2 separate regions of the Mus musculus genome follow, and region 1 is linked to region 2. The links are chromatin loops, found by intact Hi-C in ENCODE. Cell type or tissue: left cerebral cortex. All regions are shown on one strand. Each heading gives the region's core, and the rest is flanking DNA. Links, peaks and the distances in the headings are about the cores only. Region 1 has its middle 100 kb from the start of Gm36736. Region 2 has its middle 43 kb from the start of Gm36736.

Evidence for each region. A loop is a pair of places that touch in the nucleus more often than their neighbours do. Peaks named below come from ENCODE experiments on the same cell type or tissue, not always from the same donor. Only the 100,000 strongest peaks of a DNase experiment are listed, where the experiment ranks them.
Region 1: it touches region 2 in a loop (8-fold over the local background); 3 of 42 quality-filtered maps call a loop at or near these places.

The regions. Positions count from the first base shown.
Region 1 is chr7:121,224,995-121,241,098 of GRCm38, forward strand. No RefSeq gene overlaps it. Among named protein-coding and RNA genes, the nearest start is that of Gm36736, 100 kb to the right of the region's middle. In left cerebral cortex, for the core only: no CTCF peak of the experiment used is centred there; DNase peaks (open chromatin) are centred at 10,020 and 12,094; H3K27ac peaks cover 361 bases.
Region 2 is chr7:121,286,140-121,302,243 of GRCm38, forward strand. No RefSeq gene overlaps it. Among named protein-coding and RNA genes, the nearest start is that of Gm36736, 43 kb to the right of the region's middle. In left cerebral cortex, for the core only: no CTCF peak of the experiment used is centred there; DNase peaks (open chromatin) are centred at 8,313 and 10,288; H3K27ac peaks cover 384 bases.

The DNA of each region.
Region 1 (16,104 bases), core at 5,144-13,143, 61 kb before region 2:
AGCCAACATGTGCTCCACCCCTTACTGCTTACCAGTCTCCCTGCTTACTCCACTGCAAGTTCTGGAGCCTGATTGGCACACTCATAGCCTAGAGCTCTGCACCAGCTGTCCCCTCTCCCTTCAGTGACAGCCTGGGTATTTGCATGGCTTGCTCCCTGGCCTTTGAGTTTCTGCTCTCTCATCACTGTCTGCAGGAGACCTTTCTTGGTGGCTTTGTCTACCCAGCAATGGTCAATCCCTCCGAAATCCCAGTTTCCAGCATGGTGCTTGTCCTGTCTCTGCTCAGCACTTACCTGATGTACCATAATGCATATTTCACTTACTTGTTACATCACTGGGATCGCCTGCCTCCTCCTCCTCAAATATAAGCTACCCAAGGAGGGAGTATTGATTGTTTATCTCCCCTTCTTCTGTGCTAGAAAAGTACTTAGTAACTGGTAAGCATTCATTAAGAACTCGTGAGAGGACTCTGGAGAGATAGCTCAGCCGTTGAGAACATTGGACAAGGGTTCTTGCAGAGGACCTGGGTTCAGTTCCCAGCACTTCTATGGTAGCTCACAACTGTCTGTAACTTCAGCTTCAGGGGATCTGATGGCCCTTTCTGATCTCTTTGGACATGAGGAATACATATGGTGCAATACAAATATACAAATACTCGTATGCATAAAATTTTTTTAAAAACTAAAAAAATTAAAAAGGAATTTGTTTGAAGAACATTATAGATTTTTTTGAGTCTTTTTTTTTTTTAAAGTCAGGTCTTGTTATAGTCTTGGCTACCTTCAAACTCACAGAAATCCTCCTGCCTCATATCCTCTGGAGTGACAGGATTATAGATATGTATGGCCCATGAAGGACAATTAAGGGAAGAAATAGACCAAAGAAAAGGTGTCCCCAAAGATAGGGGAAGACTTTTAAACCAGAAAGCAAAGGCTTGCAAAGTATTTAACATTTTTTCCACCAATTTAAAAATCTGAGTTTTCCTTTCAGGTTATATTGCAAAGTAAAACTTCTCCCCAGCAACTGTAGGTAGAGAAATGGTTGTCTCTCTAGAAAGGCTGATGTTCTGCAGTCTACTATAGCATCGACCCAGCTCCTTGTTCCTAGGGGAACTTGCTGGTCTTGACAAGTGCCTGCCTTTGTTTTTTTTTTTGTTTTTTTGTTTTTTTGTTATTTTGTTTTTTTTGTTTTTGTTTTGGTTTTTTTCGAGACAGGGTTTCTCTGTGTAGCTCTGGCTGTCCTGGAACTCACTCTGTAGACCAGGCTGTCCTTGAACTCAGAAATCCACGCTGCCTTTGCTTTTGATCCCTCTCTTAGCTGCTGGGGTGACTGTTCCCATTGTAAGGCAGAGATCCCCACCTCTGCCTGCACTCTCTATTCATGCTTTAAATAATTAGATTCTAGAGTGATTGACCATGGAAGATCGGTTCTCAGTCACTCCTGCACACATTAAAATATTCGTGAGTACATGAAAGAAAAATGTTACTGTGCTGGGGACATTGATCAGAAGGGAGATGCTTATGTTGCTGTGTTAATTGGGTTTCTGCAACAAGATGTGGAACTGGGTGGGGGCTATCTGATGAGACAGAGGCTGTGACAGCAACTTCTGGGAGCTACTCAGGGTGGCTTCAAGGCCTGAGTGTGGCCTTCTGGGGCAAGGAGGGAGGTGCTAGGGGCCCAGGGAACTCTTGCAGTCCAAACTTCTTACCAGAGAGCAGTGTAGAGGGCACCATCTCTCAGATTGTCCACGATTTTAATGAATGTCATGTTTGAGGTAATGACCTGTGTCTGGACTTTCAGAAAGGCCTGGAAACTCTTGCGCACATTACGTTTTATCTCCCATACTGCAGCTCCCAGCATCCGACATTACCATTGATATCATCTATGGAGGACTCTTTCCCAGGTTCTTTATTAAGGTTTAATTAAATTTTATGTGTTATCAATTAGGATTAATCTACATTTAGTCTGAATTAGAGGGAGCCAATTATAAATAACACCACTTCTCATTTATTCCTGAATACAGAATGAAGGGTTTTAAACTTCCCTTGGAAAAAAAAAAAAGAAAGAAAAAGGAAACCCAAATCACCCTTCTGCTGATCCAAATACAGACTTTCAGAAGAGCTTTGTGTCCTGGAGACCAAAAGTTCTACTAAGATCAAATGAAAAGACTAGAATTCCTACGGGAGAGTGTCAGAGACCAGAACTGGGGCAGACAGGGAAAGGTGAGGTTAGGCAAACAGACTTTCAAGCCTCAAGGCTTCACCTGGAACATCGGCAGAGAAAGGAACAGAGAGAGTTCTCCGGGATTGTTACATCTCTGTTTGGGGAAGAGGCCAGACCAGCCCGTGCTCTGTGGTCCTGGCCACTGCTCTTGTTTTATCTCCAGCCTTCTTCTTTCTGGGCACAGGTGGGATTGAACCCCTGCCCTCTTCCTGCTGAATGCACACAGGGCCTTGTTCGTCTAATGAACTGCAGGAGCAAGCAGCAGTCAAAACAGCATCACCCAAAGAGCAACGGCACCAAACGCTGGTGAGGATGAAGCCAGAGGAACCCTGGTGGAGACTTTTGCTTCACAGAGATTAACATATTAGACAGACTTTCCTTAAGCACGTCTGGAGTCCTTGTTTCCCACCTGCTGGCAGTATTTGAGGGAGAGGGTGCTGTGGAAGGAGGTAGGGCCCGAACTGACAGAGCCTTTGAAGGCTCCAGTCCTGCCTTAGTCCTCTGCCACATTGACAGTCAGTGCTGCAGAGGTTGGCTGCCATCGACTGAGCAAAAGTCTATGCCTTCCCACTGTGACAGACTCCAACCCTCAGAGACCACAAGCTAAAATTAACCTTGCTTCCTTAAGGCACTTCTGTCGGATACTTTAATCACTGAGAAACAAGAGTCTCCACCATGGTTCCTCTTGCTTCATCCTCACCAGCATTTGGGTTGCTTTCTTGATGATGCTGTTCTGTCTACTGCTTCCTCTTGCAGTTCCTTAGACAAACAAGCCCCTGTGTGCACTCAAGGTAGGAAGAGAAGAGTTACAAATAGAGATACCCAAATATTCATGTTTATTATGGTATTATTCCTAAGAACCAATATATGGGCTCAACCAAGGCATCCACAAGTGGATGGATGGGCAAAGAAAGTATAGCGTGTAGTGGCAATGGATATTAGCCAGTCATAAAGAACAAGGAAATTACATCACTGCAAAGTGGGTGGATCTGTGTTATGTGAAATAAGCCAGACTTAGAATGACAGTTGTCACACTTATTCTCATATGAGGAATCTGAGGAGAAAAAAAATAAAAAAGATATGAAAGGGGAAGGGTGGGGCAGAGGGGACAAGGATGAAGCGTGAATATGACGGGCAAACATTGGACATGTTGAGAAGGGTCTCCCACTGGCTGGCCAGCAAGCCCCCAGCATATTTCTGTGACTGCCTTCCCAGCGAGCTCTAGGGAGATGCTTTACACGGGTGCTCAGTATCCTCACTCTATGCAGCATTTTACCCACAGAACCATCTTCCCAGAACTTATGCTAACGAGATTTACAATTTAAAAAATACCGTGCAGTTTGGTGTGCTTCCATCTTCTTGCTGTGTGAGCCTGCAGCCCAGCTCAGGCAGAGCTCTCATTATTCCAAGATGAGCAGCCATGGTCTGATTTGTTCTGCTGGCTGTGTAGGGCACAGGGAAACAAACATTGGCTAAGTGGTTGAGATGCTGAGTTGCATGTATTTATTTATTTATTTATTTATTTATTTATTTATTTTGTTGTGACTTCAGCGCAACATGCCTCATTCTGCCCAGCAGAACCTTGGATGTATGAGCTCAACTGTCTTCTAAGCCCTGGTACCTGACTTACGGACAAAGATAATGAAGAAATATCCAAAGAGTTTCTTTCCATGTATAGCACAAAAGGTGCCCATGATAAACATTAGCAAAGATTGTTGGTGGTCTTAGATGTCTTTATATCGTGCAAAAAAGTGATGGCGCTTCGAATCTGCTGACAGTGTGTTCAAAGTTTGGTTAATCTCTTAGCACCTCAATATCAAACAGATTCCTGTCTATTTAGAATACAAATCTCTATACCATGTATCATGGAGTCCCCTCTGTTAAAGAGTTTACAAAAGTTTTAAAATGTAGAAGCTCTTAATGCCCCCTTTCCCTTGAAGCCCTGTTTATTAATCCTAGGACACATGGCTAATGGAAGACACAAACCAACCTTATGACAGTTACACGGAGAGCTAGCCTGGCTTCTGGCACACCTGTGGGCTCAGGATTTTTATTTTTATTTGTTTAAAGCAAACACCACCAGGTGTGACTTGTGGTTTATAATACCAACCTGTGCATATTTCTTGGTAGAGCTTCCCCTGAGTGTGCCCAGCCAATGTACAGCACGGAAGCCACATAACTGCAGAGACTCATCTTCTTTCTGGTGACCCATACACTAGACATGTGCTATGAGCTCTTTCCATTGGACTGGCATATGCTATTTTGCCAGGAAATCTCTGCAGGTATCCATGTTATGGGAAACCCAAAGGTTACAATAAGCAAAGTTCAAGTGTTACCTGCACCGGGAACTAACAGGAGAATGACACTCTAGTCAGGAAGTTTTGGGTCATGGGCAACAGGAAATTTATTAGATCTTATAACTTGGAAACTCAATAGTCAAACCTTCAGAATATAGCTGATTCTAGGTATTTAAGCGATATTATTAGCTCTTTCTCTCACCCCATCTGGCTTGCTTCTTTATATTAATTTTATTGGTTTTTATGCATATAGTGACGAAATGGCACCCTTGTGCTCTTTTTTTTCTTTTCTCTCTCATACCAATGATACCAGGAAAACTACTAACCCTGTAGTAGGCCATTTTAAGGAAACCCTTGGAGGGCTCCAAGGCTAAGCTTTCAATCTACGAGACCTAAAAATGAAAAAAAAAAAAATTCAATAAAGAGATAGACAAAGGAAAGGAGCAGGCAATTCCAGACAAGGAAATGCAAATAGCCGATGCGCTGACGATGTTATGCTCATTCTTATGGGAGGAAGAGGAATGTAAATCAAAACCATGGTGGGATCACACTGGAAATTCATTAATTTTGCCCAAATCAAAATGACTCATAATCGTGGCTGTGATCATTGAGAGAGAATGAAAAGTCTCCTCCTTTGCTGTGTGAATAGAAATTGTTTTAAACAGTCAAAGGAAAAAAAAATCTGGACAGAGCTACTGAAGTGCAAAATGTGTGCGCTCTTTGACCTCAGAAATGAGAATAAACATTCAGTAGAAACCCATCTATCATAAATATCTGCAATCTGCAAAATCCTTCAGACTTCTCCAGAAAATGGGGACTATTGAAGAAATTGTAGTATTTTTATATTCTAGAATCCTATGCAGTGATTGAGAAAATGTCAGATACGTGTATGTGGGACTATCTGTACTCTCCTGTTAAGTAAGTTTGTATACTACGATCCTAGTTTTAAAGAAGAGACTATTTTAGGTACAAAATCTTCCATGTGGGTTTTCATGGATGAATATATGCATGAACTCAGGAAAAACATTAAAATACAGCCACCAAATAGCTAGCGAGAGATCTTTGTATTTATTTTAAAATCAATTTTTGAAAGGTGTGTGTGTGTGCGTGTGTGTGTGTGAGAGAGAGAGAGAGAGAGAGAGAAAGAGAGAGAGAGAGAGAGAGAGAGAGAGAGAGAGAGAGAGAGAGAGAGAGAGAAAGAGAGAGTGTGTGTGTGCAGGCACCTATAGAGGCCAGAGGTATCAGATCCCCTGGAGGTGGTGTTGCAGGTGGTTGTGAGTTCCCTGACATTTTGATAGGAGTCTAACTCTGTCTTCTGGAAGACCAGTATATGCTCTTGACTGCAGCACCATCTCCCAGTATTAGCTGCTTTGAAGGCAAGGGGGGCAGTTAGATTAACAACACAAACAGTGCTAATGTGGTTTGAAAGAAACATTTATTAATATATATGTATAATATATACATACTTATGTATATATATATGAGAAATTTTAACTGTTTTATTGTGAAAAAATGGAAGGTTACAGATGGATGTGTTAGATTTTTTTTCCGTTTTTTTTTTGTTTGTTTGTTTCCCTCCACATTTCTTTTTTAATTAATTTTTTTTAATTAGGTATTTTCTTCATTTACATTTCCAATGCTATCCCAAAAGCCCCCCAGATCCTCCCCCCCACTCCCCTACCCACCCACTCCCACTTCTTGGCCCTGGCGTTCCCCTGTACTGAGGCATATAAAGTTTGCAAGTTCAATGGGCCTCTCTTTCCAGTGATGGCCGACTAGGCCATCTTCTGATACATATGCAGCTAGAGACACGAGCTCCGGGGGTACTGGTTAGTTCATAATGTTGTTCCACCTATAGGGTTGCAGACCCCTTTAGCTCCTTGGGTACTTTCTCTAGCTCCTCCATTGGGGGCCTTGTGTTCCATCCAATAGCTGACTGTGAGCATCCACTTCTGTGTTTGCCAGGCCCCGACATAGCCTCACAAGAGACAGCTATATCAGGGAAAATATATTAATTTATGTGTCTTGTGCATGGGGATGGGCGAGTATATACCTATGCCCACACTATGCCACACATCTACTCTATGGGTCTCGGGGATTGAACTCAGTTTATTAGGCTTAGCAGCAACTGCCTTAACCTGCTGAGTCACCTCATGGCTCTGACACCTTAAAATCTGCAGTTGACATATTGGGATGTGCGTTTCTTATCAAGGTGTGTGTCATAGTGACTTGGTGCTACCAGCTACGGGCCAGTTTTAGCTGTGATGCTTGGGCGAGATGGAATGGCCTTGATCGTATTGGATACAGTGATGCTCTGGGGAGGTGCGTTTTCAGTGTAAGCAGTGGTATATACTATGTTTGTTCTTGGTCGTCTTCTTAATGATAGTGGAAGGATTTGGCCCTGATTCCTAAGAGATCTTTGCTCTTCATTACAATGGAGTCTTGTGGGTTCGGTTGGTTGAATGAGGATATCTGTCTTGGTTACTTTTCTGTAGCTGTACACTGCTTACAGTTCCAGAGATCACACAGCTCATCACAGCAGGGAGTGCATACTGCATAACAAGGCAGGTTGAGGCAGGTCTGCCAGTCAGGAAACAGAAGGATCATATTTCATCAGCAGACAAGAAGCAGACAGGGAGAACAGGAATTAGGGCCAGGCTATAAGCCCATCCTCAAAGTGATATGCTTCCCTCCAGCAAGGCTCCACCTCTTAAAGGTCTCATAACCCTCAAAAAGAGAAGCTGGAGACCAAGCGTTCAAATACAGGAACCTATGGGTGACGTTTCTCATTCAAACCACAGCTGTACCTATTGTTGAATCACAGTCTCTAAGAACAATACGTGGAGGCCTTGTGTGACACAGCTGGGGAGAAAACTGCCTCTTTTTCAGTTATTTTAGGTTATTATGTGAACTAAGGAGTCAGCACCATTGCTTGTGACCAATGTGTTATGTTTGCGTTTAACCCGATCTGTGTTCACTTAGTGAATGCTAACGGTACCACTAGCACCATGCCAGGCGCACCTTTGGTCTTGGGTGTGCTCATAGTCTGTGTCTCTCACGTCTATACTGAACAGTCATTACTATCCGGAAATGGGGTGAAGAGAACAATCTCCTAAGAAATTACCGAGTCTAAGGAGAAATAAAACATAGAGTCAAACACCATTTAGAGAATAATGGGAGCGTGAATAAAACATACGCGAACGTGTGGAACACAGCCAGGGCTCTCAAATTGCTGTTTATTGTTGCAAATAAAAAATAAATGAAGCTAGCTTTAAAATCAAGAAGTATGAAAATTAGTAAAAACTCTAAAAGGAATTCAGAATGATAAATCTTTAAGGATTGAAGCAGAAACCCACAGATTCTCCAGCAGAAGACTGTGAGAACTGTATCAGAGAGGTGCTTCTGGAAGAAGACTAGAGTTTAGATAAAAATCTCTGACAAACCGGCTCAAGAGAGGAAAAACAAAATTATCAATGTGAAGGCCCTTTTGGAGGCCTGTGAGAGATTAGAAACCCGAGATATTACCTCCCACAAGTCTCTGCAATGGCACAGATTTGTTTTGTGAAGTATGCATTACAAAAGTTAGATATAACAAAGGAACCAGCCTGAACAGAAAAAAAAAAAGAAATCGTATACACGCATATGCACATTCCAAATGTTAAGTCTCAAACAGCCTCTTTGCATAGAAATTTTTCTAATGCTTTCTTTAGATTTTCCAATAAAAGATTTTTTTTAATATTCCATTAATGGTTCCAGATTATAGAGAAGCATAGAAAACCCTTTAATTCATTTTATGAGGATAGCAGAGCCCTGAAATCCAATCTTGAAGAATATAGTGGAAAACGGGGAGAAGAGACAACCACGGCACTAGATGAAAACTATAAATAAAATAACAGCAAACAATTCGATAATGTGCTAATGGAATCGTTCACCATGACCAAGCGGGATTTGTCCTAGGAATGCAAAACCTTTTCTTCTGCAGATCATTTCATTTAAAAAGAAAGAAAATCAAATCTTTCATTCGGGTTCCGTCATCCTTTCTGAAGGACTCTTGGCTTCCATGTCTCCCTCCTCCCTTCTTCCTATCCTCTTCCAAAAACCAGAGATCACAACTTCTTTGCAGTTGATATTTATCCCCTCCTCAGCAGTTTATGATTTTCTGCTGTCCTTACAACTTTTTTATAAATTTCTACAACTATTTAGCCACACATGACTTTGTTTGTACTTAAAAAAAAATCTCATAACTGGCTGTATATAAAATATATAAAATGTGTCCCTCTGGAACTTGCTTTGCTCTCTCAGGATTATGATTCTGATACTCACCCTTGTTGACAAAAAGATCTGGTCCATTCATTGTATAAATACGACATGTTTATTTAATTATTTGTTTATAAAAATGTGTCTGCTTCGTTTCATTTATGTTGCTGTGATAAAATGCACTGACACAAAGCAATGTGGGGGGAGGGGAGAAGATAACTTGCTTTTCATTCCAGGTTACAGACCATCACTATGGGGATGTCACAGTGGCAGTAACAGAGAGCAAGAACGGATGCATCTGTGTTTGCTTGGTTGCTTGTACTAAGCCCAATTTCTCAACTCTCATATAGTTCAGAACCCTCTGTCTAGGGAATGGTGTTGCCCACAGTGGGCTAGGTGTTCCCACATCAACTAATTTAATTAAGATAGTTCCCTCATGGCATGGCCACAGGGCAAACCAATGTAAATTATCTCTCATTGAGACTCTCCTCTCAGGTGATCTGAGGATATGTCATGATGCCTGTTAGTGCTATCCACTGCGTATGTGAACATTGTTCTGGCAAGAACATTTGTGTTTACTTCAAATTAGTGTGTGAAGCCTTAACAGTGTGTTAGGGGGTGGGAGACTTTGGGACTTTTGTAGTCTAGATCTTGCCGATCCAAAAGCCTTTTATGTTAAAAACTTTCTTCCCAGATATTGGGAAGTGGTGGGTCTAGTTGAAGGAAGTTGGTCATTGGGAAAGTACCCCGAAGAGTATTTTGGGGCCTGTTTCTCTTCTTCCCAACTACCATGAGATGGGTGGATTTTCTATGCTAGATGCTGGCTGCCATGATGTTCTGCATTGCCATAGGCCCAAAGAAATGGGGTCAAACAAGTATGTTATCCATAATTGCTTTGAAAGCTTTGAAATTCCAAGCCAAAAAACTCTTTCCTCCTTAGGTACCTAACATAAAGCTAATGCAGGAAATAACTAAGTCATGGAGGCAGAGCTCTCATGAATGGGATTGATGCCTTTCCTTATCACAGAGCCTCCAACGCTCTCTCACCTCTGAGAGGAGGGACTCTGCAGCTGGAACAAGTTCCTCCCTAGAACCTGACTAAGCTAATGCTTGAATTCAGACTCCTAGCTCCTAGGCTTCCAGCCTCCTTCTGTTGTTTATAAGCCACCGAGTTTGCAGCATTTTGTTATAGCAGCGAGGACTAAGACAGAAATGTAGGCTGTTTCTTTTCTTAGAGACTGTTTTAACAATGCTAGAACAAATGTGTACACTTCCCCACCCACGTGTGTGAATGAGGCTGCAGCCGAAAGCCTCCTGTCAGCAGGCGGGGATATTTCTGCCTCCCACACCTTGCTAACTCTTGTGTGGGGCGGGCTTTAATTCCCATTTTAATTTGAATTTCCTTGATTACTAGTGAAGTGGAGATATTTCTTCTGTCTGTTGATTGGGTGGGTTTCCTTTCTCCTCAGTTGTCTGTTTATAGTCTTAACTTAATTTATAGTGCATTAAAACAATTCTCGTCACTTTGTGGGGTCTCTATATATCCTAAATGTTGTGCCAGAGTTGTCTTAGAACAGGAAATCTATTCATAAAATATTCCATATGGTTATGTCAATAGGTACCAAAAGGCGTTTAGTAGACCTGAGGTTCATTCCTGACACAAAATCCTCTAGAAATTTGAACTAAAGCATGACAAAATGTATCTTTTAACTCTAAGTATACTTCAGACTTGAAGAGGAAATAGCAGATACATTTTTACCATAGACAAAGATACTCCCTGCTGTGTGTAAAATTATAGTCCCCAAAATCCATATGGTAAAGTCCTAAACCTCAAGCACCCCAGAATGTGACTGGAGGTGGCCTTCTTAAAGAATCATCTCTCTTGTTCTTATAGGATGAGGAGATTCAGACACAAACACGTAGAAGGGAAGGTCACATGGAGAAACAGAAGAAGGTAGACATTTGTAAGCCAAGGAGAGAGGCCCCAAAGAATAGAATCCCACTCAACACCTTCATGGTGGGCTTCAGCCTCAGGAACCATGAGAAAATAAACTCTTGTTTAATCTCCCTGTAGCAATGTACTTAGTTATATTATAATGTTAGGATACTGTTGTTATATGTCATATGCATTAAATAATATATATGATCATATACATTATTACGTATTGTGAAAATGTTGACCATTGTCCAAGTCAGTGACGTTATGGCATAACAGAGAAGTGAGAGATCCAATTATCAGAAGGAAATAAATCAATAAGTAAATAAATCAATAAGAGAGAGTGTGGGGCTGAGGGAGATGGCTCAGTGGGTAAAAGCATGATGTGCCAAGTACTGTTGGGAGCCCAAAGGTCCCTGCACTTACAGATAAGCCCCAGGGAAACCAGGAATGTTAAACACTCAGCATTGCCTCTTCTATGGGAGAGATCTATAACTTAGTTTTCTACTCAGAGGGCCAGGAATGGAAGTGGAAGGGCCAGGCCATACCCAGCTCCCACAAGCAGGATGAGAGGTAGCTAATAGACTAGGCAACCTCTGTGTTATCTGCATGTCCAGGGCTCCCCCATACTCCTAGAAGCAGGATTGGAGGTAGCTGATAGTCCAGACGACTTCTATGCTATCTGTATGACTGAAACTACACCAGATCTCTCCCCAGGGTTTTTTTTTTTTTCATATTCAAATATTTGTATTTTAAACAATGAAGTCAAATTTATCAAAGAAATGTTAAGACATATGGACACCGCAGAGGGTTGCAAAACTCTTCCCAACACACCCCAGGCAACAATAAAAGCCTAAATCCTTTTTTCAGAATTGAAAAGCTCAGTGGTAGCGAGTTTGTAGACCTCATTGTTCTTCACCCTCCCCTCCCCTCCCCTCCCCTCCCCTCCCCTCCCCTCCCCTCCCCTCCCCTCCCCTCCCCTCCCCTCCCCTCCCCTCCCCTCCCCTCCCCTCCCCTCCCCTCCCCTCCCCTCCCCTCCCCTCCCCTCCCTTCTTTCTTTCTTTCTTTCTTTCTTTCTTTCTTTCTTTCTTTCTTTCTTTCTTTTTTTGTGAGTTCTCTTTACATTCTTTTTTAAAAATTAGATATTTTCTTTGTTTACATTTCAAATGTTATCCCCTTTCCTAGTTTCCCCCAGGTTTTTAAGATCGGACACATAGCCTAGCTCTGGAATCCACATTCATGGAAGAAGTGATGTGTACTTTGAGAAGAGTTTCAATGTAATTATGCTTCCTTGTGCACACAGGATCGTGTTACACCAGAAAAACGTTTTTGTTTTTCTCTCAAATTGTACTGTGTTTAAATATGCCTGAAATAAACTGTGCAGTGTCAGACTCTAGAAGTCTGAACCAGCACCACCTACTGAGTTGTGCTGAACTGGATCTCCTTCTTGCCTCACGTGAGTTGACACTTTGCTGGCCCTCATAATCACAGAGATGCTCCCCGCCCCCGCCCCAAGTATGACTCTCAAAACATTTAAAGGTGGAAGGAGGGAATGGACTGTACAAGTGTCCTCCATCTACACACTTACACTGTGGTCTGCCCTCCTCCACAAATCACACACATACAAACGTGTGTACACACACACACCCGCAAAACTAATAAACAAAAAATTAAAAAGAAAGAGTTCAAGCCGGGCGGTGGTGGCCACACCTTTAATTCCAGCGCTTGGGAGGCAGAGGCAGGTGGATCTCTATGAGTTTGAGGTCAGCCTGATCTACAGAGCAAGTTCCAGGACAGTTAAGGCTACACAGAGAGACCCTGTCTCAAAAAACAACCACTACCACAACAATGATGGATGACAACAACACCAACAACACCAACAACAACAGAGTTCATCACATAATTCATAAATACTGTGATTTCCTGTTAGGAATTATCAGGACCTCTGTGGGAATGTGAGAAAGCAGCTTGGCTAGGAGCCGAACACCTGCAAGTCAATAACTAAATAACTATTTTCAGTAACACCAACATTTAAAATAACCAGCTGTGTGCAACATGACAAGTGCATAAAGAAAACTATAAACACTTCCCGGGCAATAGAAATGGATTAAAATCCACAAAAAGATTGCTCAGTCATCTGCAATGGACCAGAAAGAATTTAGAGATTCAAATTATTCTAAAAATACCCCACGGACAACATGTGGTATTTACACTGTGAGTATCTTAATAAAATAACTCTATAGTTCAGTTAGTATACGTTGAGAAAAGTGGACATGCAAGATATGGTTTATATCTTACACAGTTTATTGTGAAACTTGAGTAGTCAAAACAGCATGGCATGGCTCTGGAGTTCATCACCAGGTAAGTGGGCCAAGGACTGTTCGTTGGAGAGACATGTTTGTTCCAGCACACCAATGTGCTAAAGGAATGGCTCCACCCAAGCTTAGGCTGGTGAACCAGTGAGCTTATAGGGTTTTGCTATAGGAGTGTGGGCAAGGGGTTACTTATAGTAGTGGCCCTCAAACTGCTTTATTACCAAAAAGTCCAACCCAGATGGATGGTGACTTCCCTATACTGTATAGATGGGGTCCCTTCTATCTTTGGGGTCTTGTAGCACCCCAGAGAATACAGGCAGCTGTGGAGAGGGAGCACTGGAATGAGGGGTTAGAGTCTCAGGGGAAAGGGTCTCGTGACCTTTACCAGCCACCCATTTTATGAAGAAACAACAAACAGGCTCAAACTTGGGAGTTTCCTGTGGGGAGTCATGGTGATCCTGGTTAAGATGGTGATGGCAACTGTGCTCAGGGGACAGCATGTCACAATTTCCTTACTCGGCTTTATTATGCCAACCAGCAAAAGTGCTGAGTGGAAAATAACGATAGAAATGTAATGGTGTAAATACAGCAGAGGGGGTGTTTGAATTTAATGGTTGGCCAGGGAGAGGAAGGCATCCACTGTTTGTGACATTTGTGCCTGTTGCAGTGGTTACAATTACCCTGGCTATCTGAAGAACTCAGATTCCTGTTGTGATAAGTGGCCAAGACAGATCAATTTAAAGGAGAAACTCCTTTATTTTGGCTGAAGGTTTCAGGGGCTTCAGTCCATGGCCACTTGGCCCTACTGTTTGGGGCCTGCTTCAGAGCAGAAAACAGTAGGGGGAATCTCATGCAAGAGCAGCATTGTTCACATCATGGTATCCAGGAGGCAGAGAGAGAAAGTGAAGGGGCTGGGGTACCAATATCCCCTTTGTGGGCAAGTTCCCAGTGACCTCATTGTCTTCCATAAGACTCCTGCCTCCTAAAGGCTTTACCATGTCCTATAGGGCCACAGGCTCTGACCAAGCCTTTATCCCATGGCCTTGGGGGTACATTGAAGCTCCGAACTGTAACGTGATCTCATCCTTAGTCTCCCTTCTCTTGGCTGTGTAGCGTTTCTGTAAGTTCTTTCCTGCTATAGAAAAGTCATGCGGTAGAAATCATTCTTGAGGGATGTGGTGGGGGAAAGTCCTTGCTGCACAGGCATGAGGGCTTGAGTCCAGTCCTCCAGAAGCCGCGCAGAAAAGCTCAGTGTGGTGTCACATGCCTAAGTCCTAGATCTGGGAGGGCCAAGTGGAAGATTCCCAATGCTCGATGGCTAGGTCTGCTGGCTCCATGCTCTATGAGAAACCCTGTATCAAAAACTAAGATGGAGAGAAAGCAACTGAAGAAGATGCCCAACAGTGACCTTTGGCCTCTATCTACACACACACACACACACACACACACACACACACACACACTTTTATTAAAAAATGAAATTATACTTATGGTATATGTCATATAACTTGCATAGGTTAGGACTACATTTGGCTAGTAAAAAAAAAAAAAAAAAAAAAAAAAAAAAGCTGTCCATAGCTAACACTCAGATTTCTCAAGAAACCATGCCACAGCCATTAGAATACATGAGCAGGTTCCAACAAAGCTTCATTTACAAGAACAGTGATGCCTGAGACTTGGTCTGTAGACTGTGGTTGTTGGAGTTCTGTTTCAGAACGTGGTCTTGTGGTAGAGACCAGTCTCTACTGCTTCCCTGCAGAATGTTAGAATCACTTCCTGGGGATTCCATTTCCTCTTATCTAAAGTGGAATAATGATGGTATGTGTCATGATGCTGTGTATAGCCAGGGCTGGAGAAATGGCTTTGTTGTTAGCCTCCCTGTTACGATGATTATTTCCAGTGAGGGACAGCGGCTCCTAGGAAGGTCACCCTAGGACAAACTTAATTCCCACTCTCCTGGCTTAAAAATAAAATCAGAACACCGATTGCACTTAACACTTCTGTCATCAGGCACGAGTCTAACACTGCCAACTCCCTGTAACATCTGCTGGCAGGTCTGTGGATATACTTCACATTGAATCTGAATTCCTGAAGGATCCGTGCTCATTTTTGTGCCTTCAAATTGGAGATTGAACTTGAGAACTTCACAGTACTGAGACAGGTTGGGACTTTATGGCTGTTTGGGAGGGTAAGTCATTGTCCTCATAAATAACAGTCTGACTTCTCAAGTGTCCCCTGCACAGCCAGCCCATCCTTCTGCACTTGGGCTAATTTCTTCCTTGCCGGAGAGTCATTTGTCCTTGGGTGTTCAGGAAGGGACATACATTTTCCTCTTACCCTTTCTGTTCTTCCAGAACATCCCCAAGTCCCTGCTCTGGGGATTACCTGTGTAGTGACATCGTTTGTCACTGTCAGAAGCCAACATGTGGTATCTGAAAAGCTGGCTTTTATTTGATCAAAGGGCCCCTGGCATTAAGATGTCCAAATTATTTTATTTGATTTTTTTTCCAGAGCCATAAGTCAGTGTCTGAGGTGTATCTTGTAGCCATCTCTTTACCTGAATCCCCACTGCTTTGATTGGGGCAGCTGTCGCTTGTTCCTGGTTGCTGCCAGGGCCTTCTAGTGGGCTTTCTGCTTCTGCTTAAGGGTCCTCATTAGTAACCCTCTATGTATTTCTCTACAGAGTGGCCACATTTTGTCTTAATGCAGCTCAGGTTGTTTTAAAACATCCCAATGTCTTCCACCACTCTTAGAAGAAAATCCAAGCTTCCTATAGCTGGTGATCCACGAAGCTCCCTCCCCAGTATCATCAAAGCCCTTGGTCCACACTACATCTCCACATGCAGTAGAAGATGCCCACTTAGAACTTTGTACCTGCTGTTCCTGCCCTCAACAACATCTGCTATGAATCTCTTCTTGCTGTTGTGACCATTGCTATAGGGTTAATGGTTCAAAATAGACTAAAATCAATGCCACGCCTTCTGGAGACTCTGAAGGTTCTGGACAGACTATAGATACTCTCACTCATATTCCAGAAACAGAGGCTACCTTCGTGTCTTGGTTCATAGAAGCATCTCTC
Region 2 (16,104 bases), core at 5,456-13,455:
ACTGGATATTTCTTTTACAGAACTGAGTGTCAGAAATGCGGACATAAATCACTCATGCTTTGTTGGTTTTAGTTATCTATCCATTTGGACTGAAATGTATATAGTTCCCATTTCTCAGTGGCGACTATATAAGTCTCTATAAATCTTTCTGTACTGTTCGTAAAGTTTTGTGCTGAGAAATCCCTCCAGGTATAGTAACTGGTACAAATCTTGGCGGGGCGGACTCTCGTTCTTCAATGGCAGTGAATGCTCTGTGGCCCAGGCCATATATCTGGACACCCTACTTCACACATACATCAAAGCATTTCAGGCAAATACCATTAATATGGCCAAATACAGCCTCATAGTTTTTCTAAATCTTACTCAGTTGGTGACACACTGTCCTGGTCACATTGGTGATGAACCTGGGGTCTTGGATGTCTTTTTCCTGACTCTCTTGAGACAATATCTCACTGTGTATCACAGACTGGCCTGCATCTTGGAATCCTCTGCCTCAGCCTCCATTACATCTGTTCTTTTCCCTCTCTCTGAGTCTTCATCTCCATGTCCATTGGCTAATTAAAAAGCTATTGAATGTGGACTTGAATCCATATTTACCATCACTCCACCCCCACCCTGTCTTCATTTTAGTCTCTGTGGGGACATGCTTGTGACTCTTGCCAACAGATATTTTTAGCTCTACTTGCTTGTTTGTTTTTGTCATCTTGGTTTTTTTTTAATATTTCCTTTATTTTTAAGATTTTTCACCTCAATAAATTGTTTTGATCTCTGTAAAAGATTCTGTCAGCAAATACCTTAATTATTTTTAAGGGTGTTCTTATTATATTCTGAAATCCTATATTATATTCTGAATATCCATCCCAGAACTACAATCTGAAGTACTCCTTTTTGTAATAGATGAGAAATTTTGTTATGAGACTGTAGTGAATCTGAATTGCCCTATAAACTCATATTTGAGTGCTTGGTCATCAAAGAGAAGCACTATTAGGAGGTGTGGCCTTGTTGGAGTAGGTGTGGCCTTGTTGGAGTAGGTGTGGCCTTGTTGGAGTAGGTGTGGCCTTGTTGGAGGTGGTGTGCCCTTGTTGGAGGAAGTGTGTTACTGGTGGTTTTGAGGTTTCACATGCTTAAGCCAGGCCCAAGGTCTCTCTCTCTTCCTGCTGATACTTAAGACCATGCTTCCTCCCTTCTTCTTCTCTTCCTCTTCTTTTTTGCTTTACTGACAATCTGGGTGAAGAACTCTCAGCTACATCCCAGCGCCATGTCTTCTGTGTGCCACCATGCTTTCTGCCATGATGACAATGAACTGTAAGCCAGCCCCAATGAAATGTTTTCCCATGTAAGTTGCTGTGGTCATGGTGTCTCCTCACAGCAATTAAAAATCACAACTAAGACAGATTTTTCCCTTTGCAAGGGTTTGTGAGTTTGACTCCGTCACTAAAATAATTATTTTTAAAAAGCATTTGTGTGTGTGTGTGTGTGTGTGTGTGTGTGTGTGTGTGTGTGTGATAGTAAGTTTTATATGCATTCTAAATATTGGAGAGTGACTGCCTTTATTCTATTTATGTCAGACTAATGTTCAAGCTTTCTTCTTGTTGAGTATAGAGCTTTATGTGTGTGTGTACACAGGATGGGTGCATATATATGTGTGTATGTGTATGCAGGTGCATTTATCTGTGCATGTGAGGCTGGGTGTCTTTATCACTCTCCGTCTTCTTCTCTTCTATGTAGTGTCTCTCACAGAACCTGGAACTTGGTATTTCATCTTGATGGGCTGGACAATAAACTTCAAGAATCTGTCTATCTCTATCTGGTGTTCTGGGGTTACAGACCCCTGCCGCCATGTCTGGCTTTATGCAGTGTTGGGATCTGAAATCAATTCCTCATGGTTACACAGACAGTACTCACCATTATGTGTCTGAGGATTTACCTTTGATTAATTTTATTTTTCTGACATGTGTCTTCAAGTAACTTATTCAGCTTTTTGCATGTTTAAAACAATCTGTCTGGTGAATTTCTCCAAATGACAACTTGACTGTATATATAGAACTTTTGGTCAGCACTCCAATTTAGTGCTATTGTAGAAACCACTTAGTGGTATAGGGCACAGTATGAGGCCAACACCATAGTTTCCCTGGAATATGAGTAGGAATTAGCTTTTCTCACACAGATATTTCTCTGTGTGAATGTTAGTTACTTAAAGAAAATCATGTCTTCATTTTTCAATTGTTATCTTTATTTATATCTAAACAATTTCATCTCTTAAGCCATAGTCTGCTTTTCTTCTTCTGAGATTTCTACAGTTTGCCTTTGGTTTGTGTTATTTGACCATATTCTTTTTTCTGAGTTTGGTAGGAGAGGGGATTGGATATCCACATTCATTTCCTGGTCTCTGGTTCTTTTTCTTGTATTTGCCCTGCCTTCTACTGGCTGCTTTTAAAGTAGCTTCCAAATTGCTTATTGGCTTTTACCTTGCACAATCCCTCCTGTTCTTCACTTAATTTATAAATATGATGCTCGTTCTAGTTTCATAGGTGAAAGAGGTGCATTGTGGAGAAGAAAAAGGTGACATTTAAAACAAGCTTCCTCCTTCTTCTTCTTCCTCCCCCTCTCCATCCCCTCCTCTCTCCCCTCCTCCTCTTCTCCCTTCTCCTCCTCCTCCTCTTTGTCCTCCTTCTTTCCCTCCTCCCCTCCCCTTCCTCCTTTTCCTCCTCCTTCTCCCCCTCCTTCTTCCTCCTTTTCCTCCTCCTCCTTCCCTTCCCTCTTCTCCCCCCTCCCCATCCTCCTTCTCCCCTAACTCCTTTCCCTCCCCCCCTCCTCCTAGTCTTTTCTGCTTGGCAATGATTTAATTTCTCTTGACAGTTTACTTTGTAGGCTCCCTTTCGTTGGAGTTCAGAGTAGATATGTAGGTTTCATGTGCTTCTCATATCAGTGGGGGACCTTTATAAAAAGGAACTTTAGTATCACGTTTAAGGAGAAAAGGGATGAAATTAAAAGACTACCAGTCAAGGCCACTTTGGGGAAATCCAGAAGCTGGTGAGGGTGGTGTAGAGGAAGGGGAAGAAGAGGAACCTTAAGCATAATGGAAGGAGTGGAGTCTCAGAGGTTGTCATAGACATTGGAAACAAATCCCAAGATCTGACAGGGACTCAGAAGCACCTTGTGGGTAACAGAAATGAGGAAGGCATATGTTCTTCCAAGCTGTAGAAACTTCTCACTAAACACAGATCTGCAAGGGAAAGATTTCACTCTGTCCTTCACCAGCTGAAAGTTGATGTGGCCAAGAAGTCCTGATTCTGATTTAAAAGCCAACCCATCTAGCCTACAATTCCAGTGCTGGGGAGGCTGAGAGACAGGAGGTGCTGAGTTCAAGGTTAAATGGGGTCACATAGTGAGGCTGTCATATTAAATATGGCAGTCCTCAGTCCTGTGTGCTTTAAGTATGTGCTCAGTCACACTATTCTAGACCATTCTGGGTTGCTGGGGTTTCCAGTACAAGTCTTTGTTTTCTTGAGCATGGTATGAGCACTTTGTAGGACACTAACAGATGCTAATCCAAGCACTTGCATCCTGAGAGAAGGTGGAGATGTCAGGAGATGCTTCCAGAAGAGGCAAGGAGTCCTCTGAAAGATGATGGTTCCCTGTGCGACAAGTGGAAGTGAGTGGGGGTGTGAAAGCGCATTGCAGGCGAAGGGTATGCGCCAGCCAATTCCACAGTGGCTGGATCTCACGTAAGCGCCCAACGTTCTTGAGAGCACAGAGGCCCTGAAGTGGTGTTTTGAAGGACGGAACCGGAAGACAAGGATGACTCAGGAAAGCTGCCTTTTGGAAGAGTTAACTCTGGAAGCAGATTCTCTTCCACCCGGGGGCGAGGGTGATAGGAGGAAGGTGGAGAAAGATCCCCCAGGAGGCGAGACTGACGCTGGCTGTGGCGGATGTTGAAGTGTATGGTGGTATTTTTTTTTCCTTTGTGAAAACCAACCCGTTTTTTAGGGCGCTTTATCAGTGTCGGTAGGGGAGGGGTTCGTGAATCGGAAGTTGATGGTTATGTTGCTCTGCTGAGCTGCCCTTCCTTAGTGGATATGGAGGAATGGTGTCACCCTACCTGGTTGATTTGGATTTGATTACAGTCAAAGGAAGCTCATGCTTCCAGGCTTTTGTGTGTCTCTGCAGGTCTCTAGGAAGAAGCCCAGAGCCCAGCCTTTTCTCCTTTCCTGCATGGATCCCAAACTCCTTGGGCTTGAGGAAGCAGACTGGAGAGGGAGATGGATGGTGTTGCTCTCAGCTTCTTCCCATCACACCATCATGCCCTCCACATGCTTTCTTCCTTTGGAGAAAGCATGCCAGACTCAGAGAAACAATAAGCTGCTTTTGTCTATACTCCATAGCGCAGACGTCCCTTGATGTCCCTGTTTTGTCAGTTGTATTTCATCTGTACCTTTTGAGTGGAGGAATGAGAGAGCTGTGTGTGCACATCAAGAATGATGGACACGCACAACAGTCCAATGTTAATCCAGTAACTGCACAATATCCAGCAACTGTGTGTGCGCACATGCGTGGGCATGGTTGAGTGTGTGTGTGACACATGTGTTGTATGTGTGTGTTGAAGCATACTCTCTCCAACCACAGAGTATTTGCACAGCTCAAACAGTACATCAGAGTCTGCCTGTTTCACCTTTGCTGGATATCTTCGGACATCTGGACTCTTCTTACATGGAAATATGCTGCATTTTGGGTTTGTACTTAGTTCCAGGAGATCTCTGAGGAATAGAATTTCCTTTCTCATCAATGCCTGGTGAGGTCATGAAGGGTTAATTTAAAGTGGCCTGACCCCCCTGCTGGGGAGCCTTGCCTTTTGGATACAGCTGATTACTGGCTCTGGGAGATATCTGAGCTCATTTCAAGGTAAATCAGAGAAGAGTTTTCAAAATAACGTTCGTTCATCTTCGGGTGGCTCTTCTTGAGAGAAAGGAAGGCTGGGCCATTGCTTACTCAGGATTAATAGATTGCGTATAATGAAAAAAGGGAGAGGGGCTGTTTGGGGGCTGGAGAGATGGCTCAGCAGTTAAGGATTTCTGTCCTTTCAGTTCACTTTCTAGCACCGTGAACTGCGTGTATCTCCAACTCTAGTGGAACTGATATTTCCTTACACACACACACACACAAACACACACACACACACACACACACACACACACACACACCCCTAAAAAACTCTTGGGATCCGTTCTGTTGTGAGTTTATTTTTAAACTTTTTGGGTTATTTTTATCCTACAGTTAAGACTTGTTATCACTAGAAAATCTAATAAATTAATAAATTTGAAAATCAATCATTTCTAAATGAAAGAAATTAAATTGAAATTACTGTGAGTGACTGGCTGGAGGGGTCAAGTGGGTGGCAGAACAAAGCCAGCCAGGTCAGGGATGCAGCAGACAGGGTGTGTTCTTGTGTGACCAGGAGGCTGCTGCTCTCTGGTTGCACTTAAGCTACACTTAATTGACTTAGCGTGGTGTGTGGAAATGTGGTCCCAATGTCCTTTATTCCAGATTTTTCAAAGAAGCTGAAAGTAAGTTTATTTACGTGAAATTAGTTTTCAGTTAAATTCAAAATACCAATTCAAGGCAAACAAGACACAGTTGACAGCCCATCAGTCTGGGTGCAGATTGTGAAATGGAGAAATTACTCACATCTACTCGGAACCTTGACGAAGAGGGGGACCAGAGTCCTTCAAGTCAGGGCTTTGTCTCCACACTTAATGAGAGGAGACTTGTATTTTTAGAACTCTGCTCTTTAATAATTGTGTAAGCAAAGTGTGGAAATGTAATCTATATCCAATCCATCAACCCAGCAGAGGGTAATCACCAAGGAAACCACCAGCTGAGCTACCAGGGTTGACAACCAGTTTTTACCTGTCACTCTCTTGGCTCCACATGGCATCTAGGGAAATCTGTCACATAAGGCCATGTAGGTTGCATACTGGTCATTTGTAGGAGGGCTCCATGTACTTTGTAGATTATATGAGTAGCGCCCTCTGGCTTGTGCAGTGTAACCACGGGAGCCTAGTGGAGAAGGGATGCTCTGTATTGGGAAATGGACAGTGGTATGCATATTTGGATGAACTTTACTGAGTCTGAATATGTTCATGTGTAACTTCTCTAATGGAGCTCCTTGACAGGAGGAAAATTGCCTTGTCCATCCTATTTCCCTAGTAACGAGCACATATTCGAACCATGAAAATGTTTTGCTGCATAAAATATCTAGCATTCTGGAAATTGGAGATTGGTTGAACACATCAGCCTTAGGGGTAGAGATTCATAGTCATTTGACTTCTTGATAACAGGCACTGGGATAACAGGATTTCTGGGAGAACCTAGTGGCCAGAGAGGAGATGAAGTCAGACAGGAGAGCATTAATCTGCTTTCTGTTGATATAGCAGAGTACCAGAGGCTGAGTGAGTTGTAGAGTTTATTTTGGTTCAGGGGTCTCTGATTCTGCTGAGAGCTTGGTCTGGGTCACAGAGGCTAGAAGAAAGAGCACATACATGCAAGAGACAAGCACCAGGAACCAGGCTCACTGGTAGCAACCCACTCTTGGGGTAACTGAAGGCCACTCAAGAGGAGTGAGTGGTTGTATGTTCATATGTGTAAATGTGTGTGTGTGTGTGTGTGTGTGTGTGTGTGTGTGTGCACCAGAGAACAATCTTCAGTTATCCCTCTTGTTTTTTTCAGTCTCTCATTGTCTTGGAACTTGCCAAACTTATCTGGCTACATAATGAGCCTCAGAGCTTTGTTTGACATCTCAGTATTCCTAGTTCTGGGATTACAGGTACATATTACCATGTCTGGCAAAATTCTTAGTTCTTACCTAGGAAAGGGAAATGCCCCACTATGCTACAGGGCAATGTAAGATGTTGTGGTGGTTTGAGTAAGAATGTCCTCCATAGGCTCACAAATCGAATGTTTAGTCACCAGAGGGAGGCACTGTTTGAAAGGATTAAAAGAATTAAGAGGTATGACCTTGTTGGAGTAGGGGTCACCTTGCTGGAGGAAGTGTGTGACTGAAGGTAGGGGTGGGGAATCAAATTCATGTCTTCATGTTTGCAAGGTGAGCATTTTCCTGACCGAACCATCACCACAGTCCATCAAATTCTCTTAGTGATGTTGTCATCTCCTAAGACTCACACAGTCTCTCTCAATGTTGTTACTGGAAACTGATGGTCAAATCTCATTGTTATCTTGACTGTACTTAGGCTCACACAGGAGACTGGTAGGTGCACTGCTCAGGGTGCCTGTGAGGTGTTTTCAGAAATCTCTAAGGTGGGGATCCCTCAGGCACCATTTCATGGTCTTAATGGATCAAAAGAGGAAAATGGAAAAAGCCAGCTGATGCCTGCCATTCTCTCTCTCTCTGCTTCTTGGCTCCATGATATGAACCCATTTGTTCTACCATGACATCCCCGCCCTGGGGATCCCTCTAGAACCAAAAGAAATCTTTCCTCTCCTATGTCATTTCTGCTGGGCATTTTGTTACAGTGTTGTAAATTCTGGCTATCAAAGGACCAATCTTGAATGTCCTCTTTGGAGGTGACAAACCATATTCAATTCATATGACTGAAGGGTTCAAAATGTGGGACTAGAGCAAGGAAAGGCAAGGCCTCACCCTGCAATCTCTTTGTTGGCATAAGAAATATCTGGTATACAAATAAATGAAGAAATTAGTGGACAGTGTGTAGTGCAAAGCCCTACATAGACTTCATATAGAGTGTGGACTGAATTAAGGACATTGTCTTCAGGAGAGGCAATTGGAGAATTTGATGATTTTGGTAAGAGTAGTAGCAGTCTCAGTAGAGTTCATGTATGCTGAACAGGTGAGAATTAGCTTAGCTTTCTCCTCCAGGAAGCTCGTTGGCTGTCCTCGTTCCTTTTATACTCCCAACCCCCAAGTTGATGCTCTGTTCAGTCCTGTGACAACACTCCATGTTCATTAATTAACAAAATATTTCAGTGTTACACATGTCTGCAATTTCTCTGTATCCTTCATAAATCAATGATCTTTGTAAGCCCCAAGACTTTCAGCCCTTCCTTGTATGCCACAGCATTGTGAGCACTGGCATACACAATAGTGTCAACAGACATTTTTTTGAACAGTTGTAATTTACGAAAAAGAGAGAAACCAACTTTCATACCATATGATCAATGTAGAATTGAGAAATGTAGGAGCCTAAATGTGTGTGTAGCAGATGGAAAAACTGATTATTCCTGGGAGGGGAGTTGTTAAGATTTCACAAGAAAATTCACGAGGAGTCATAGTATCAGGCAGAATCCTGGAAACTCAACACCCAGCTAGACTTCAGTCTTAGTCAGTGTTCCATTGCTGTGAAGTGACACCACAGCCAAGGCAACTCTTATAGAGGAAGCATTTAACTGGGAGCTTGATTACAGTTTCAAATGCTTAGCTCATTATCATCATTCATGGTGGGAGCATGGCAAGGCACTGGAGCAGTAGTTGAGAAATAACATCCTGATTCATATAGGCAGAGAGAGAGAAAGAGAGAGAGAGAGAGAGAGAGAGAGAGAGAGAGAGAGAGAGAGAGAGAGAGAAAGAGAGAGCAAAGAATTAGATAGAAAAGTTTTCATTCTCTTATATGTTTTACTCTTGGCTATGGGAAGGGTGTGTGTGTGTGTGTGTGTGTCTGTCTGTCTGTCTGTCTGTCTGTGTTTCAAGGTAGAAGAGAACTGTATCATAAGTGTAGATTCACAAATATTCACAAGCCTAGGCTTGTCATGAGCTTTTGAAACCTCAAAGCCCACCCCAGTGACACACATCCTCCAGCAAGGTTACCCTACTCCAACAAGGTCATACCTCCTAATCCTCCTAATCCTTTCAAACAGTGCCTCTCCCTGGTGACTAAACATTCAAGTATGGAGCCTATGGGGGTCATTCTTATTCAAACCACCACAACATCTTACCTTGCCCTGTAGCACATAGTGAGGCAATTCCCTTTACTGGTTAAGAGTTAAGAATTTGAGACTTTGTTAGCAAGCAGGAGCTCTTGAAGTTGGTAAGGACAATGAGGGAGGTTTGTTAAGTTTGACCCTGAATAAAATTAAAATGGAGGGCAGAACACCAATGGGACTTCCAACTATGCAGAGAAACACTTATCAGTCACAGAGAAAATGTTCACAATATATTACTAAATGAGAAGCAGGCACCAAAAGTGGTAGGAACCATGTTTATTTCTAAGACAAATGTGTTTTTCTTTTTCTTCCTTAAAAATGAGTTTTTTTCCCTAGGAATAAAAGCATGTACAGAGGATGAAAAAATCCACCAGGGTATTTACTGAAATGTTTACCTGGCAAGCACTTTTTTTTTAAACAGCCGACTCTTTAGTGGCATGTACTTTCATCTTTCCTAGATGTTCTGTGTTGGGAATTATTACTCAAGGAGCAACAAAACACAATAAAAATAATTCACCATGAACGATTCCTCTATGAAGTCTGTGAATAACGTGGAAAATGATGGCGATGTTTGTTAAGTGAAGAAAGTAGACCCTGGAATTCCTTATGTGAGGGAGGCTGCAGTGTTCGTGGTGGAGTACTGGTGTGGGCAGTCAGGAAGGTGGCCACCACCCCTCACCGTGGACCAGGGGTGATTTGAATTGAAGAAATTACACTTTAAAAATTAATAAAATGTTGTTACATCTGGTTCTTAACGAGCTTTAAATACTATTTATCTTTATATTTTGTGTTCAGTGTTTTGCCTGCATGGGTATATGTACCATGTGTGCACCTGGTGCCTGCAGAGGTCAGAAGGAGCACAGGTTCCCATGTCTTGGCATTACAGATAGTTGTAAGCGATTGATGGGTATTGAAACTGGGACCTCAAAAAGAGCATCTTTTAGCGCTTAGCTACTGAGACACCACTCCAGAACACCAGCATATCTTTATATTGAAAATAATTAGTAAGCATGATAACCCACAAGGTTGTCAGACATTACGGAGATGGGGAAATAAGACTATGCATGATCTTTAAGGTTTAACTTTGAAACATCCTAGCATTTTGTCTTGTTATTTCCTGACTAGCCCTGTGTGTTTAACAATAAATTTCCTAAAACATAAAGTCGTGAGGGAGTAGGGCATGAGTCACTCCTGTGACTCCCCCACAGTTCTCTATTGCCTTAGAATAAAGTCCAACCCCCTCAGCAGATCTGTAAGGTCTTTGAAGACCTGGATTTGTCTGTGTCTGTTCCCTTCTGCTCCACCCCATCCTCCAGCATCTCTGTCACTTAGCTCTTGTCCCACTCCACTCTTTCCTAGACTTCTGCATGCAGTGGATGTGTGTGGACCCTTCTTCCTCCTCTCCCATTTGCCTTAAAAACTCCTACACAGCTGAAATGCCACTTCCTTCCAATCCGCTCTGCTGTCTTTCTTAGTCACTGGTATTTATGTGTGTATGTGTGTCCTTTCAGTGTATGGTGCCTCTTCTCAGAGCAGACACATGACACGGTGGCCATTTCTTGTTTGGCTGCCCACATTACCCATTAAAGGATAGTGGCATCTTGCTCACCATGGTGCTCTCAGTGCTTGGCACTCAGACAGCTTTGCAGGCTGAACACAAGAATGTATGGCCTGAGAGACAGAGCTCATGATACACAGCAGATAAAAAGGTTCTGTGTCTAAAGACGGAGGAAAGAAAAGTTCAGAGAAGCAGTCTGGGCTGAAATCTCGGCATATTTCATGTTACTACAACAGAATTCAACAGACTGAGTACTTTACAAAGAAATGTGTTTCTTATAATTCTTGAGGGTAGGACCAAGAAGTCCAAGGTTAAGGGGTCTGAATTTGATGAGGGCCCTCCTGCTGTACCATTCTCACTGTAGATGGCATCACAGCCAACAGAAATGGAGCACAAACAGCTCAGGCCACTCTTGACTGTAAAGACACCAACCCTATCCCGAGGGCCCCATTCTCAAGATTTCTTCTAGTTCCAGGTTCTCCAATGCTCCACTTATAAATCCCAACAACCTATGAATTAAAATATAGAAGGTTAACATGCTAATACGTGGACTTTTTGAGCTAGGAACAAGAACGCAGCGTCAGGCAGGTAGATTCCCACAGCAATGATGCTCCATCAGCTCTTGAACTCTTGTTCAAGTGCTCACTAGGGACTTGCAGGTCAACACTACGCCAGACTTCATCCTACACATCCGAGAGGCTCATCAGTGAGAAAACAAGTGACAGCAAAGAACAGTGAGAGTGTTGAAACGGGAACACTTATTCATTACTGCTGGGAGTGTGACCTGACAAGGCCACCACGCAAATCAGTACAGAGGTCCTCCCAAAATCTAAAAGCAGAACTTTCACATGCCCCAGCCACAGACCACCACACAAATCAGTACAGAGGTCCTCCCAAAATCTAAAAGCAGAACTTTCACATGCCCCAGCCACACCACGGCGTGGTGTGCCCAGCAGGCACTAAGGTAGCATATCAGAGAGAGACCCACACAGCTGTGTTTACTACAGCTCCACTCGAATTAATCAATGCACAGAACCAGCCTTGATACCCATCAGCAGGTGAATGGATAAAGAAAATGTAGTACTCACACAAAGGAGTTTTATTCATCCATAAAGAAAAATAAAATGATGTCAATTATGGGGAAATGGATGGAGCTGGAGATCATTTTGCTAAGAAAAATAAGTCAGATGCAGACAAACACTGTGTGTTTTCGCTTACCTGTGGAATCCTGGAGGGGAAAAACAGAAGTAAAGGTGGAACTCCTGAAAGTGTGGCAGGAGGAAAAAGACGGGTGATCAGAGGGGGAGATGGATGGTTGCCTAGGATCAAAGCACATTGAACACATTGCCAGAGCATGGTGAAGTCCCCTGTTTGTACAATGACTGGTGAAGAAAGAGGACACCTTGCAAGGATGCCTTCACAGGCAAAGGCCAGCAGGCAGGACACTGCAGTGTCAAGAGCAACACAGAGCCTCAGGTGAGCAGATGTATGGGATGAGTGTACGGAGGAGGTGGTGACATAGGAAAAGCTATAGGTCCAGATTGCCAAAGCTATTTTATTCTCTTGCTGTTCTTGTTTTTGAGACAAGATCTCATGTAGCCCAGGTTGGCTCTGAGTTTTCTATGAAGCCAAAGATGGTATTGAACTTCTAATCCTCCTGCTTCAATTTCTGGGGATTATAAGTATGTACCATCACACCCAATTTATGCAGTAATAGGGATTGAACCCAGAGCTTCATGTCTGCTAGGCAAGCACTTTACCAATTGAGCTACAGGCCTAGCCCATCGATTGGCTTTAAGGTGGATATTTAATAAGCACCTCACAATTAAGGAGCAATGGTAGTGAATTGGGTCATTGTCTTTGTAACAGCCATGACTCTAGTGTGCACACACGTGTGCGCGTGCACACACACACACACACACACACACACTCTGTCTATGTTGTAGGAATCTCTGCAGCGGGCCTGCCGGTAGCTCCGGGCTTCTTCATTGAAGTGGTATTATGGGAAATAAGCTTCTGAACGGTGTTGACAGGCAGCATCACTTGGGAGACCAAACGTTTATGTTTTGCCCGAGCTCTTTAAAAAATTTATAGCAAGATCAGCATTATCATGCCAATAAAGGGAATCAGGAAAAACCTGAACAAAGGAAGAAATGTGATTTTGTTTTGTTTTGTTTTGCTTTTTTCCTCAAGTATAGGAGGACATGGTGAACCCGTGTTATAGCCTTGCCGGAAGAGAAGAACCTCTCCTATTTTCTATGACATTTTTAAAAAAACTCTTTGATGGTTTCATACCTGTGTGTATGCAAAGGACTTGGGTCATCCTCACACCTCTCCCCTAATTTCGTTCCCAACAAGCCCTCCCCCCATTTCCACACCGTTCTGTTGTTTTGCTTTGTTTCGTAATCTACCAGGTTTAATAGCCATGGGGTTATTTACTGGAGCCTGGGCAACTTTCCATTTGCTGTACCACTGAAGAAACCTCCTTCCCCAGCAACCATTAGCTGCTAATGGCTCCTCAAGGAGGGCTGGGGCTTGTCAGTCCTCCACCCCCTTCTATGATGGCACATTGACAGGCTCCATCTTCTTCAGGTCTTGTGCAAGTAACCGTAGCTGTGATGAGCTGAGTGTCATGGCCATGCCGTGTCCAGATGAGAGCATCTCACCGCGCTCCTTCCCATCTGCTCGCTCTTTCATTCCTTCTGTTCTCTATTGAGATGGTCCCTTGGGCCTTCCAGGGTGGGATGTGTTAACAGAGGCCCCATTTCACACTTGCATTAAGTGGTCACTATTCTCTGTATTTTGACCAGTTATGAGTCTCTGCAATAGCTCTTGCCCACTAACACCAGAAGCTTCTCTGACCAAGGCTGAGAACAGCACCAATCTAAATGTTTTGAAGGCTTGTTTATATCATGTCTCTTCAGGAAAATGAGAGTAGTATGTTTCTTCCTAGGGCTTATGACTTTCTCAGGCATGGGTATTTGACCAGGTTTATAATACCAGACATGTCTCCTGTGGAGGGAGTCTCTAATCCAATAAAAAAGTAGCTGTATACCATAATAGTTACGTCACTCATGCACCCGTGGGAACATCTCACCTGGCAGGTTGGTGTTGTAGCTCACACGGTTCACAGCTGGATAAGACTGTTGATGGCCTTGCTCCCAACTGACTGGCGAAGTGCTCTCTAACCCTATAAAAGCAATGAGTGCAGAGGAAGCTCCAAGCTCAGTTACTTCTTACATGTTTTAATGAAAGTAATCCATATTCCTTGTTTTTAACAATGGAGAGAAATAAAGAGAGGATATAGCATACAATAACTGTTCGTGAAACCCAGTGTTCTTGCCCTACTCCTTCCAACCCTTGAGTCTCATCCTAAAAGGTGACTGATCATAACTCTTTTGAATGTTTCTTCAAGTAGCCATTCTTCAATACTCATAACAGACAGCATTGATATCTATCTATCTATCTATCTATCTATCATCTATCTATCTATCATCTATCTTCTATCTATCATGAATATTATGTGTTGGCCAACAGCTGGTAGACCCCATCATCTCTTCTTTCCTCTGTGATTATCTTTTGTTGGCATATGTGCTTATTCTTGCACCTTATGAAAACTTTGGGCATTAATTTCAAATTTGATACCCATTTAAATGTGAGCCCCAGAAGGCTGTAGGATGAGATAGGAAAGCCACAAAACCTTGGGCGCTCTTTGTGACTTTTGTTTTTGAGATGGGAGTTCTCTCTTTGTACCACAGTTTGGCCTCATATTCTTGATTTTTCTGCCTCAGCTTCCCAGATAGCTAAAATTACAGGTTGGTGCTACGACACCCAGTTCCCTTTAACTTCTTTTTTCCCCCCTGTTTACATCCCAAATACCAGCAGGTCCTTTTGGCTCTGCCTTTAATATACACCTAGAGTTGGATTAGTGTAAGCATTTTATTTTGCTGTTTTTTTATGTGTGTATCTCTCTCTCTCTCTCTCTCTCTCTCTCTCTCTCTCTGTATGTGTGTGTGTGTGTGTGTATGTGTGTGTGTGTGTGTGTGTGTGTGTGTAAGTCAGCCAGAAGTTGATATCTTCCTTTATTCTTTCCCCTTTATTTTCTGAAACCGGGTCTCCCACCGAATCGGTCTCACTGATCTGACTGCAGTAGCCACTCAGCGAGCCCCAGAAACCCTCCCATTCTCCGCCTTCCAAGTACTAGAATGACAGGAACACCACACCATGCTCAGATTTTACATGGGTTCTGGGAATTTGAACTCAGGTCCTTATCCTCATGTAGCAGGCATTTTATTGGCTGAACCATATTTGTAACCCCTTATTGTAATTACCTTCTTATTTGTGTGCTTGCTTCTTTGTAAAGGGACCCATTTAAAATCTAAGCAAGAGGCTGGGAGTTTGCTACTTCTATTCTCAAAACCCTGCTATGATCTTACCCTTAAAGTCAGAGCCAGCTTCCTGTCACATCTGTACTGAACCTGCTGTCCAGGTCTCACCTTCAACACTTTCCTCTCCTCTTACTCTGTCCCAGTGCGAGTACATTCCAACCTTGGGGATTAGGAGCCTTGATCTTTCCATGGTCACACTACACTCTTTCCTCTGCACTGGGAACAGCCTATGCCCTTTCCTGAGCTGCTCTGGTAGAGAATGGTAGAAGGGAGATGAGAAGACAAACGGGTGTCTGGAGAAGCTTGGCAGGTGGGGTGTTAAGAAGAGGCTAGACAGCAGGAAGTGTCTAACAATAAGCTGGCCCCAGGCATGGTGGCTGGTTAAAGCAGAAAGAGCGGCAGGAAAGGGGGAGGCTCAGAATCAAGAGAGAAAAGTTAATGTGAAGAGAACATCCCTAAGGAGGGAGAGGGCACAAGATCAAAAGCATGAGAGGATGAAACAAAATTAATTAACAAGTTCTTGCCTGAGAGCCATAATTTTCTCTGTGAAATAGAAGGCAGGGTTTCACCTGAGGGGGAGAGGGCTGACTTAGGGGGCAAGAGGAGGTAATGCTGTGGGTTTGAAGCTCATCAACTGCTGAGAGGAACAGGAGAGGGAGATGGCCAAGGGTGGATACAAAGCGTTCTCTGAATGCTGAGGGACCATGCAGAGCTGGAGACCTTGAATTTGCCATCTCCCCTACTGCCCCCGGCCCTGTACACAGGTACATGGCTTATATTTTCTCTTAGTAATGGCTGGCAGACCTTCTGTGTAATAATAATAATAATAATAATAACATTACAACAATCACACCTAACTTGTAGCAGACGCCTGCTCCTGTTTCCACTTCACAAGCCAGGAGACTAAGGTGCAATGGCGTCACATGGTCTGTTAGAAGTCAGTAGTGATGTTCTCCAGAGAGAGAACAGAACAACTGGAACACTCATTCATTTGTTCCTGTAATCATTCATTTATTCTAAGAACTGGCTCCTGTGAATTTTGAGACTGACAACTCCTAAGCTATACCGTCTCCAAGTTGAAGATCTGGGGTTGGAGGCTGATGGTGGATTACAGTGTTAATGCTGGCAAGCTTGGACCTCAGAAAGAGTTGATGCTTGAGCTTGAGTTTGAAAGCAGAGAAGTGCCAGCATCCCAGTTTAAAG